Linked DNA regions of Homo sapiens: region 2 is linked to region 1. A link is an interaction called in ENCODE POLR2A ChIA-PET data of the cell type or tissue named here. Cell type or tissue: HepG2. All regions are shown on one strand. Region 1 overlaps ZDHHC14 (zDHHC palmitoyltransferase 14). Region 2 overlaps ZDHHC14 (zDHHC palmitoyltransferase 14).

Region 1 (5,000 bases):
AAACTTAGAAGCCAGGACAGCTGGAGAAGACAGACCCAGAAGCAGGAAGAGCCAAAAGCACATTGTGGGCAAGAGCAGAGGGGGAATGACAGCTAAATCTTCCTGGAGGCTCCTCCCCTGCAGTCAGGTTGGGGAAGAGACTATCCCAAGAGCCACGGCCCCAGATCAGGACACGGCTAGGATGGAACACAGTGACACCTCTGGAGAGGCTACGCACCTCGATGACAGACTCCACACTTTAGATCTGGGGGGCACCCTGGGATCATCCCTCAGCCTGCAATGCCCTTCTCTTCCCTTCAGCTCAGTTGAAGGGCCACCTACTTCAAGAAGTCTGTCCTGAGTGACATTCCCAGGCTCGCAAATGTCAGCTTATTGCCAGCAGGGCATTCTGGGCATTCACTTCACTTCGCCCTGCACTGCAACTGCTGGGGTTCCCAGTTCTTTCCAATCAGGACCCTTTGACTTCCTTGGGGTAGGGACGGGTCTGTTAGCATTTTATCCTCAGTACCTAGCAAAGCCACGGGCTCCTGTCAGATGCTCAAGAGATGCGTGTTTAATGAAAACAAACAAACAACAAAAAAACGATGAATCCTTTCGTTTTGCAGAGGAAGAGCTGAGAGGGGAAGTCACTTTTGCTCTGGACCACACAGCTCTTGAGGGGCCGGGCTAAGACCCCGGCTCCAAGGCTCTGCCTGCTGGTGATCCAGAATGTTGACATTCTGAACCTTCAGTGGATCCGTCTAAGTTGCTCCCAGAATCCATGGAAAGGCAATTAATGTTTCTATGAACAACCAAGACGGCACCTTTTAGAAAAAGTATCTCATTTAGGCCCTTACTTCTCCCATGAGCTCATCTCTCTGGGCAAGTAAATACAAGCTGCTCACCACAGTTAACGAGCAGCCTAAGCGAAGGCCTCCAGTGAGGAAAGCCTCTCTTTTTTTTTTTTCCAGGCAATGCCCTACTTCTATCAATATGTGTTAAAAACAGACATTATTCCTGGCAACTGCTTCATAGCAAAAAATAAAAATAAAAATAAAAAAATAAATATCAAGCTTCACTTATCTCTCTGCTTCCAGTTTGAAGTAGAGACACTATCATAGTTTTCATACCAGGATTTGGAAAATACGTAAAAAACAAAACTTAAATTTAGCTGCTGCTTTGCAGTTGGATTCTTCGTACATCAGGAAAAACCTGAACAACTCCCTCCATCTATGTTTCTGAGATCACTAAAACTCCTGTTGCTCAGCTGAGCCAGTGAGCCATGAGCCAGCCCTCATAACGCTGTGTTGACAACAGGGAAAATGGCAGAGGCGTAAGGATACAGGTAACAGGGGCAACTGTCAGCTGCCTCTCCTGCCCCAGTCCTCACCATGAACAGCTCCCTTTTCTTGGCTGGCCGCCGTATGGCTTGTAGCGTTTGTGTGCCCCACACGAAGAGAGGATCTCAAGCCACATGTGACTGTGAAGACTACACCCCTCACAAGAATGCGCTGGGAATGCGCTGGAGAAATAACCATCAAAGCCAGTCCACGGTGGCGGGGAAGCCACAGATGGAAGCGCTCTCTGGCTTAAATCCAAGGTTCCAGGAGGGAAACATTGACATGGATTCTAAATAACGAACACAGGCTCACGTGAAACAACTGGAAAAATTGGGCACCGTTTCACAACTAGGGTGAGTTGGGAGGGAGGGTGGGAAAGGCGGGGACAGGCGAGCTGAGCCCCATCCGCTGGTGCACCGGGGCGGTTGGGTGTCACCTACAGACAGAGGCCAGTACACTAACAACTGGGATGGTGATTCACTCCCTGGTCTTCTACAGATTTTAACTTGCTCCTCATATTAGCTTGTCAGGCCTTTATTCCACCACACACTGACTCTGGCAACCACACATCACCTCAGATTGTTTGTAAAGAGCCCCCCTTCCACCCTCCCCCCACCCCTTCCCTATTGCCCCTGGAGAGCTCAATGACCACACATAGTCCTTCTGAGACCTCAGTCCATGCCTGTGAGCTACTGCCCAACAGGGACCACCTGCTGGCATCCTCAGTGTACCTAATGGCAGGTCCATCAGTGTGGCTTGAGGAAGATCTAGCAGGAGCCACTTCCTTCATAGTGCATGATTCTTTAGAGTTGAAGCACAAAAAAGAAAGAAAAGCAACTGCAGGTGGGTGGTCTTTGTTCTATTAGGCCTTCCACGGAGGGATGGGAACTTTGAACTTCAGGAAAATAAACAAAGCTGCAAGCTTTAGCCTGCTGGGTGCTAAGATGCCAACAGGGTGGCCAGCCCCCCACCCTCCTCCAGCCTGCGTGTCCACATCCATGCACGGGGGCTGGGGACGTGCATCCTAGGATGACTTTTACAACTGACCCTTTCTCAGTTCCCAGCTCAAGCTGTGGTTCACACGTGGGGCTTTGATACAGATCACAGGCAATGCCTAGGGCAACAGCGACACTTTTAAAAACCCTCCTCTGTAGGTGACAACACTATCTAGTTGAAAGATACAAAAGGAAAAACAAATGCCAGCACTGTCCCTGAAATGCAGGCAGCGCCCAGATGGTAGGCGGCCGTGAGGGCGAGGCAGGGCAGGGACTGCTCGCCAACACTTTACTCAGGACTGAACCTGGCTGCTGGCTTAGTTCAGGGTCAGGAGTCGCCGGTTTGGGATGTACCTGACAGAAATTTTCAAGATACACAGTACGGCTTAAGAGATACTTTAAGGCCAGGCGCGGTGGCTCAAGCCTGTAATCCCAGCACTTTGGGAGGCCAAGGCGAATGGATCACTTGAGGTCAGGAGTTCGAGATCAACCTGGCCAAGATGATTAAAACCCCATCTCTACTAAAAATACAAAATTAAGCCAGGTGTGATAGCAGCACCTGTAATCCCAGCTACTCGGGAGGCTGAGGCAGGAGAATCGCTTGAACCCGGGAGGCGGAGGTTATAGTTGAGACTGCGCCACTGCACTCCAGCCTGGCTGACAGAGCGAAACTCTGTCTCAAAAAAAAAAAGAGATACTATAGAGCAGAAGTCTTTTAGTGGGGGTACTGTGTCCCCATCACACCCACCACTCCCATCCCTGGGAAGCAGCCACTCCCACTAGGAAAATAGTCCCCTGCTTTAGGAGAACTGTTGGTCCTCACAAATTCCTGAGGAGGGGGAGTCAGTGAAGGTATTCAACGCAACAAAGATTCCAAGGAGAGGAATGAGGCCCTCGCTTGGCCTCAACTTCCCTTCCGTGGCACTGAAAGTGCTCGGAGATGTCTGCTTCCCGGGTACAACCACGGTATAAAAACAGCCCCTTTATGCTCCACTCAGAACTCAGCACTGGGGACTTCCACCCTCCCTCTTGCCATGTTGCTAGAGCTTTCTGAAATGAAAACAATAAAAAAATCTGTGCCCTCCCAAGGCACCACCATGTTTTGGTGTCTATGTGATACAGAGGAGACAGATACCATGGGAACAGGTTTCATCTGGAAGATGACAGTTGCACCTGGTGTGGTTTTTGGCACTTATTAACTTAATGCGTTGCAGTATGTCCGGTGACTGACACCCTGCAGGAAGGCCCACAGAAGGTTGCCATTTCCTAGCCCTTCAAGTCTCTTGCTTTATTGCAGCGCAGACTTGACCTTCTTTCTCCTTGGATTTGTGCTTCCTTGCACAATTACTGTAGCATCTTGGGATACTGCAATGGTGAAACAGAAATAAGCAACTCTAACTTTTGTTTTCCATTTCAACCCAATATTTCAGGCTCCAGTCCCTCATGAAGACATTCATTCAACGAATAATTCACTCAACTACGTGCAGGAGACACTTTCATAGATTTACACTCTGACAGGGAAAGACTGGCCAGGTCCACAAATGACATCATGGCAGACACACAGAGCACGGGCCAGGCACTCAGGGACCCGCAACCTGTTCACGGGAATGACAATAAGGTACTCCCAGAATTCTGAGATAAAATTACCTTAGGAGAGTAAAGTTAGATAAATTAAAAACACGGTTGATTTATCACAATGCTATATACGGATGTTCACAGCATCGCTATTACACAAGCCTCAAACTGAAACAACTCAAGTATCAACGTTAGAATGTAGTAATAAGTTACATATTAATATCATGGAGGATGATACAGCAATGAAATAAACATACTATTTGCTGCATGAAACAACATAGACATAGCTTGCAAATATGTTGAGCAAAGAGAATATAGTGTGAATTTTACTATCGAGTTTATAAGCAGGCAAAATGAAACCTAGGATGCTAGAGGGCAGGGTAGCGGTTACTCTGGAGGTAGTGGTGGCTGAAAGGAGGGCACACAGGGGACTTGGGTCCTGGTAGTGTTCTATTTCACGCCTTGCCTGCTTGCTACGTTAGTCTGATAACTTTGGAAAAATGTATCGAGCTGTACCTTCACAATTTGTACATTTTCCTGAATGAATACTACACATCTATACAAATGTTTACTTAAAAAACTATCTAGATGCAGTTAGTTGGTGTTAAGAGACAGCTGTGGGGGTGAGTGCAAGAGATGGTGTGAGAATCTGTGGCTAAAGAAATGAAGGGTGGGCCGGGCGCGGTGGCTCACGTCTGTAATCCCAGCACTTTGGGAGGCCGAGGTGGGCGGATCACGAGGTCAGGAGATCGAGACCATCCAGGCTAACACGGTGAAACCCCGTCTCTACTAAAAAACACGAAAAAATTAGCCGGGCGTGGTGGCGGGAGCCTGTAATCCCAGCTACTCCGGAAGCTGAGGCAGGAGAATGGCGTGAACTCGGGAGGCGGAGCTTGCAGTGAGCGGAGATAGCGCGCCACTGCATTCCAGCCTGGGCGACAGAGCAAGACTCCGTCTCCAAAAAAAAAAAAAAAAAAAAAGAAAAAGAAAAAGAAAGAGAAATGAAGGGTGCGCCCAGTTCGTTGTGTGTGATTTCGCATCAGCCCAGAAAAGAAGGCCTAAGATGCGACTAGAATCACGTGAGCTGGAATGCAATCAGTTACACTGTGCT
Region 2 (5,000 bases), 83 kb after region 1:
AAGGATTCTTTAATTGGGGTCTTCCAGGGACCTGTGAGCCCAGTGAATTGATCCAAGTATTGTATACAGGCATATGCAGGAATTCTTCTGGGAAGAGCACTCACTGCTTCCTTCTAAAAGGATTAAGAACTCCAGTATCACTACAGAGACAAACCTGTTCAAGGCTGGAGACAGAACAGGGCGACAGCCTGCCCGGGACACTCGGGAGCACAGCTCAGCACCGCCATTCATCTTCACGACACTACTATAAAGAGAATCTAGGTGTCCTCTGGAGGGAAAGTGGCCTCCTTATGGAAGGAAGCATCCGTTAACCTTATTTGGCATTCCTGCATGGCCCCTGCAGGTGCCCTCTGAAAATGAAGGCACAGTACAGCACAAAGCTTCATGGGACCTGAGAACCAGGAGGCCCAGCAAAGGCCCCCAGTGCTCTCACGGATGCAGAGCCCATGCTCCAGCCCATGTGTGGCCGGCCAATCCTGGGAAAGGCCTGTGCTGCACTGTGTAGACCTGCAGTCCCAGGGTAGGGCTATGGAAGCAGGCCCAGCTGTTGTCACCATGTCACATGCACAGTCACAGCCCTCTCCCCTTTTCAGTGGCTGCTAAGTCTCAGGATGCCCCTTGCCCCGTGGATGAAGGCCTCCTCCACAACCCCAATCCCCACCACCTTCCACTCCAGGCACCTCAGACCACCCCTGTACTCCCTGCAGACAGCTCTGCGTAGATGATCTCCCTGATGACTGCCCTGCCTCGACCTCCCTCCAGCATCTGGGCCTCCTTCCACATCTGGAAATTCCACAGGCACTATGCAGCCAACATGACCCAAACTGAACTCATCATCTTCCTGAAGCAAACGTGCCTGGCTTCCCTCTTCCCATGAATAGCACCACTATGCCTCTAGGGGCTCAGATTCAAGCCTTCGTCCCTCTCCGTTAGTTCACTGCCAAGTCCCGCAGACCTCTCTGAGGGCTCTGACGCCTGTGCCCATCATCACATTATTCCTGCAACCCCCCTTTACCCGCCCCCCCTCCCCCAGCAGTTCAAGTCCTCATGACTTCTCACCTGGGCGACTCTCATGCTTATTAACTCACTACTGCATCTCCTTCAGGGTCATTGCCTCTGCTCCAATCCATCCTACTGCTGCCAGATTCACTGACCTAAAAGCCCAGACCCAATCGTATCGCTTCCCTACAGGAAAGTCATGCTCTCCCATTGTCTGGTGAATTCAGGATAACAACAATAGCCAACTGTTACCAAGCACATGCTTCACTGCGTGTGGACTCAGTGGCAAGCATTTGACAGATCTTATGTTATTTAATCTTCCAAACAACCTCGTATCTCCATTTGCACCTTCATTATCTCCATTTGCATCTTCATTATCTCCATTTTACAAATAAGGAAAAAAAGGAGGATCGGAAACATTAAGTTATCCAAGGTTCTGAAACTGACACCTGGCAGGACTCTGGGAACTGGCCTCTCTATGGACTCTCTAGCCTGGCCTCCAAAATCCCCCACAGTGTGACCTCCACCTACTTGCCTTCCCTCATCAGCTACTCAGTGCCCTCTCCTTGCCCAAGTCACCAGTCAAAATAAACTACAACCTGCCCTAATTCTTCACACCCATGCTGCTCTCTCTGCCTGAAATATCCTCCATGCCCCTACCCACCCCAGCCCTCTATCCAAACAGCATACAGCAAGCACTTGCCTGCTATGTGCCAGGCTTTCTGCCACGCTGCCAGGCCCTTGGGATACAGTGAAGAAAGAGATGAGGAGGCCAGGCATGATGGCTCATACCTGTAATCCCAGCACTTTGGGAGGCCAAGGTGGGAGGATCGCTTGAGCCCAAGAGTTCGAGACCAGCCTGGCCAACATGGCAAAACAGTGTCTCTACAAAAAATACAAAAATTAGGCGGGCATGGGGGCACACACTTGTAGACTCAGCTACTTGGGAAACTGAGGCAGGAGGATCACTTGAGCCCAGGAGGCAGAGGTTGCAGTGAGCCATGATTGCACCACTGCACTCCAGCCTGGGCAAAAGAGCCAGACCCTATCTTAAAAAAAAAAGATAGAGAGAGAGAGAAATGAGGGAGGAAAGGAGGGTGCCCACCTTACTGAGCTTATAGGCTAATGCCACAAACTGCCATTAATTAAGAGGCACACATCTGCATACATATGTCCTAGCCTTTCCTCAAGGTTCATCCCAATGTCATCGATATCACAAAGACTTTCTGCAGTCCCTCCTTCCCTCCCTTCTCCTACCCTCCCTCCATGTGTGCAAGCACTTCTGCGGGGCACCCTTGCTCTTGCCCTCTTCTCGGATTTCTATACTTACCTCATCTGCCTGGATTAGACGGCAACCTGCCCCAGGGCAGCAAACAGAGTGTTAAATCCTAGTCCTGCTTCTTCCCAGTGACTTCACAGAGCCCCAGTTTCCCCATCTGTAAAGCTCTTAAGATTGGTATGAGTATTAAGTGGGATAAACATATGCAAAGAACCCCCGAGGAACTGCTATGGCGATTCCTTCCGGAGTGAAAACAATTTTCTATGAGCATAGCCATGGAGATCTGTGTTCAGCGATGGTCTGAATAATCTGCATTATGTCTTTGTGTAAAGGTCAAAACAAATAAGTCTCCCTGGGAGAAACCCAGAAAGTGTGTTCTCTAAAAGCTTTGCTGGCAGTCCAGGAAGGGAAGCCCTGAGCAGATCCCCTCTCTCAAGGCCACAGCCAACCCAGACGGGACTATTACAAAACATGTCACGCCAGGATTCTCTCCGTCATGGAGCGGGTCCAGTTTCATTAAGCAAATAGCTCCACAGACAGTCTAACTGACAGGAGGGCACTGGCGCAGCCTTGTTAAAAGTCCGGCTCCTCCCCGTCGTGCCAAGCTCTCTGGGTGCTCATCTTCAGGTGGCCCAACCACACTGACAAACATTTGATAAACGAATAAAACTGGGGCAAAAGATCCATTTTGAAAGTACTCACAGGATATTAAAAGAAAGCCCTATTGCAGCTCTTACTGTGGCCTAAATGATTCATGGAATTGTGTTTTTATGACCCAAATAAAATGTTTAAGGGCACAGAGGAACTAGTGGGAAGTGATCACCAAGCTGAAATGGCCTCATCAGATAAAGTCCTCAGGGGGACTTAGGGAATGGGACAAAGGAGAACGCAGGGCCACTCCAGTCCAGTTCGGGCTCAGAGGAAACATCCACCTGTCTGGTGTGAACAGGCCCAGCTCCTAAGGGTGTTCTCGGCCGGCTGGCAGGACCCTAACAGGGGAAATCAGGCAAGCCTTAAATTTGCACTGGCCCAGGCTTAGTCTATTCAGAACATCAGAATAGTTCAGTGACCCTGAACTCAACATATAAAAGAATTATATATATATATATATAAAATTATAAGCTAGCTTCTCTCTAAAAAAAGTCATCAGCAATTAATATGTTAGGTCTAATACTAATACCGTTTTTCTTCTCTATTTTCTTTTTGTTGTTGGCGGTTATGTAATCTTGGAACTGGATTTTTAAAAATCTTTTAGCATATATCTCAGGAGGGTCAAAAACCATGTACTGAGCCATTGCCTCTGGCATCACATGGGCTGATAGCTATTTATGATGTGTACACTTAGCTAAGTCACATACTGGTACAATTACCAGGAAAAAAGTATGTGTGTGGAGGGTGGCTCTCTTGTTCCTGGTCACTGCTATTTCCTTTACCCAGAAGTCCAGTGCTCCCTCTGGAAAGATGGGAGCCAGCCAACTGGAAGACATCAAAACAGTCACCATTTTCACAGCACATGCCATGTCACTGTTTGATAAAGTCTCCATTTGAAAAGGACACTCGTCAAGGCCGATAAAGGCCACCAGCTGTGCTTTGGATCATGAGTGGGGGTGTCTGTGTGCATGTGTGAGCACACACACTCGGTCCTGATGCTATTACCAAAACCTGCCCTTCAGAGTACCACAGTCACACAATCTGAGAATTTTTAGAGCTAAAGAGACCCTGGGGTCACCCAGTCAACTCCTCCCGTTGTAACCAGGACAAAACAGTCCCGTGGAGGGTAAGTGGTTTGCCCAGGACTCTGCAGGTAGACAGCTGCTCCTGAACATCACGGCCCAGGCTGAACTCTCAGAGCCCTAAGCCTCTGGTTTTATCTTGGTCACTACTTTTGTAATCTTTTTCTTTCTTTATTTAGTGAATACCTATGAGTTTCCACCTTTAGGCAAACGGAAAGCATTATTCAAGGGGGCTACAATTTTTTTTATTTAAACTACCCTTCTTTCGATATCAGAAAAGATACATAATGATATTTGGTATTTAGCTTGCAATCATGTGTCCACATCATCAGAATCAAAGCAATTAATTATAAGAGCCAACTTAATTCAATTATAAATTCTTATTACCTAAGTAAGTCTCAAGAAATAGAGTGATCGTGCCAGCACTGTGCTCGGTTTCATGCCCAAATGCAAACCTGCCATCTGCTAGGGCACATGACAAGGTTCTCAAAGAAAAGTGACCACACAGGCCATGTAACACGTTCATTAGACACAGGCACACCGCTCTTGGGCGGTGAGATGCTGTAGCCCCATGGCGACGGCAGCAGAGCCGCCCCACGCCGGGGATTTCAGCGCAGAAGGAAACTTGTTTCTTTGCTTCCCACTTGATCAGCAGGGACAGTGCTCCTTTTGGAACAACCATCTGGATCCAAAAACATAAAAATGGGCCCCAAAATTGCACATGCTTAAATGTCAACAGTACCTGGCAACTTCCAGAAGCATGAAAAGCTGTTTTCCTGCCCCATTTTTTGGTGTTACCTTAGTGTCACTATAGGTTGAAACAGGTGGCTCGTGTCAGTGGTTTACGGGGCATGAAAGCCATTTTGCCATTCATAAAATCCTGGGGAAACAGCTCTGATTAGATTTCTAGTACAAAACAGGTCTGCCTCTAAGCAGCCTCAACACCATTCATTCTCTCACGCAGGAAGTCAAATTTTAAATTAAATTAC

Evidence for each region. Peaks named below come from ENCODE experiments on the same cell type or tissue, not always from the same donor. Only the 100,000 strongest peaks of a DNase experiment are listed, where the experiment ranks them.
Region 2: POLR2A ChIA-PET joins it to region 1 with 5 read pairs; 3 of 35 experiments call an interaction of 5 or more read pairs at or near these places.

Annotation. Positions count from the first base shown.
Region 1 is chr6:157,515,327-157,520,326 of GRCh38, reverse strand. The region is part of intron 1 of ZDHHC14 (zDHHC palmitoyltransferase 14); the gene reads right to left. Among named protein-coding and RNA genes, the nearest start is that of MIR3692, 11 kb to the left of the region's middle. RefSeq lists enhancers at 1,949-2,470, 2,471-2,994. In HepG2, no CTCF peak of the experiment used is centred here; DNase peaks (open chromatin) are centred at 1,519 and 2,206; H3K4me3 peaks cover 495 bases.
Region 2 is chr6:157,432,609-157,437,608 of GRCh38, reverse strand. The region is part of intron 1 of ZDHHC14 (zDHHC palmitoyltransferase 14); the gene reads right to left. Among named protein-coding and RNA genes, the nearest start is that of ZDHHC14, 54 kb to the right of the region's middle. In HepG2, no CTCF peak of the experiment used is centred here; a DNase peak (open chromatin) is centred at 2,778.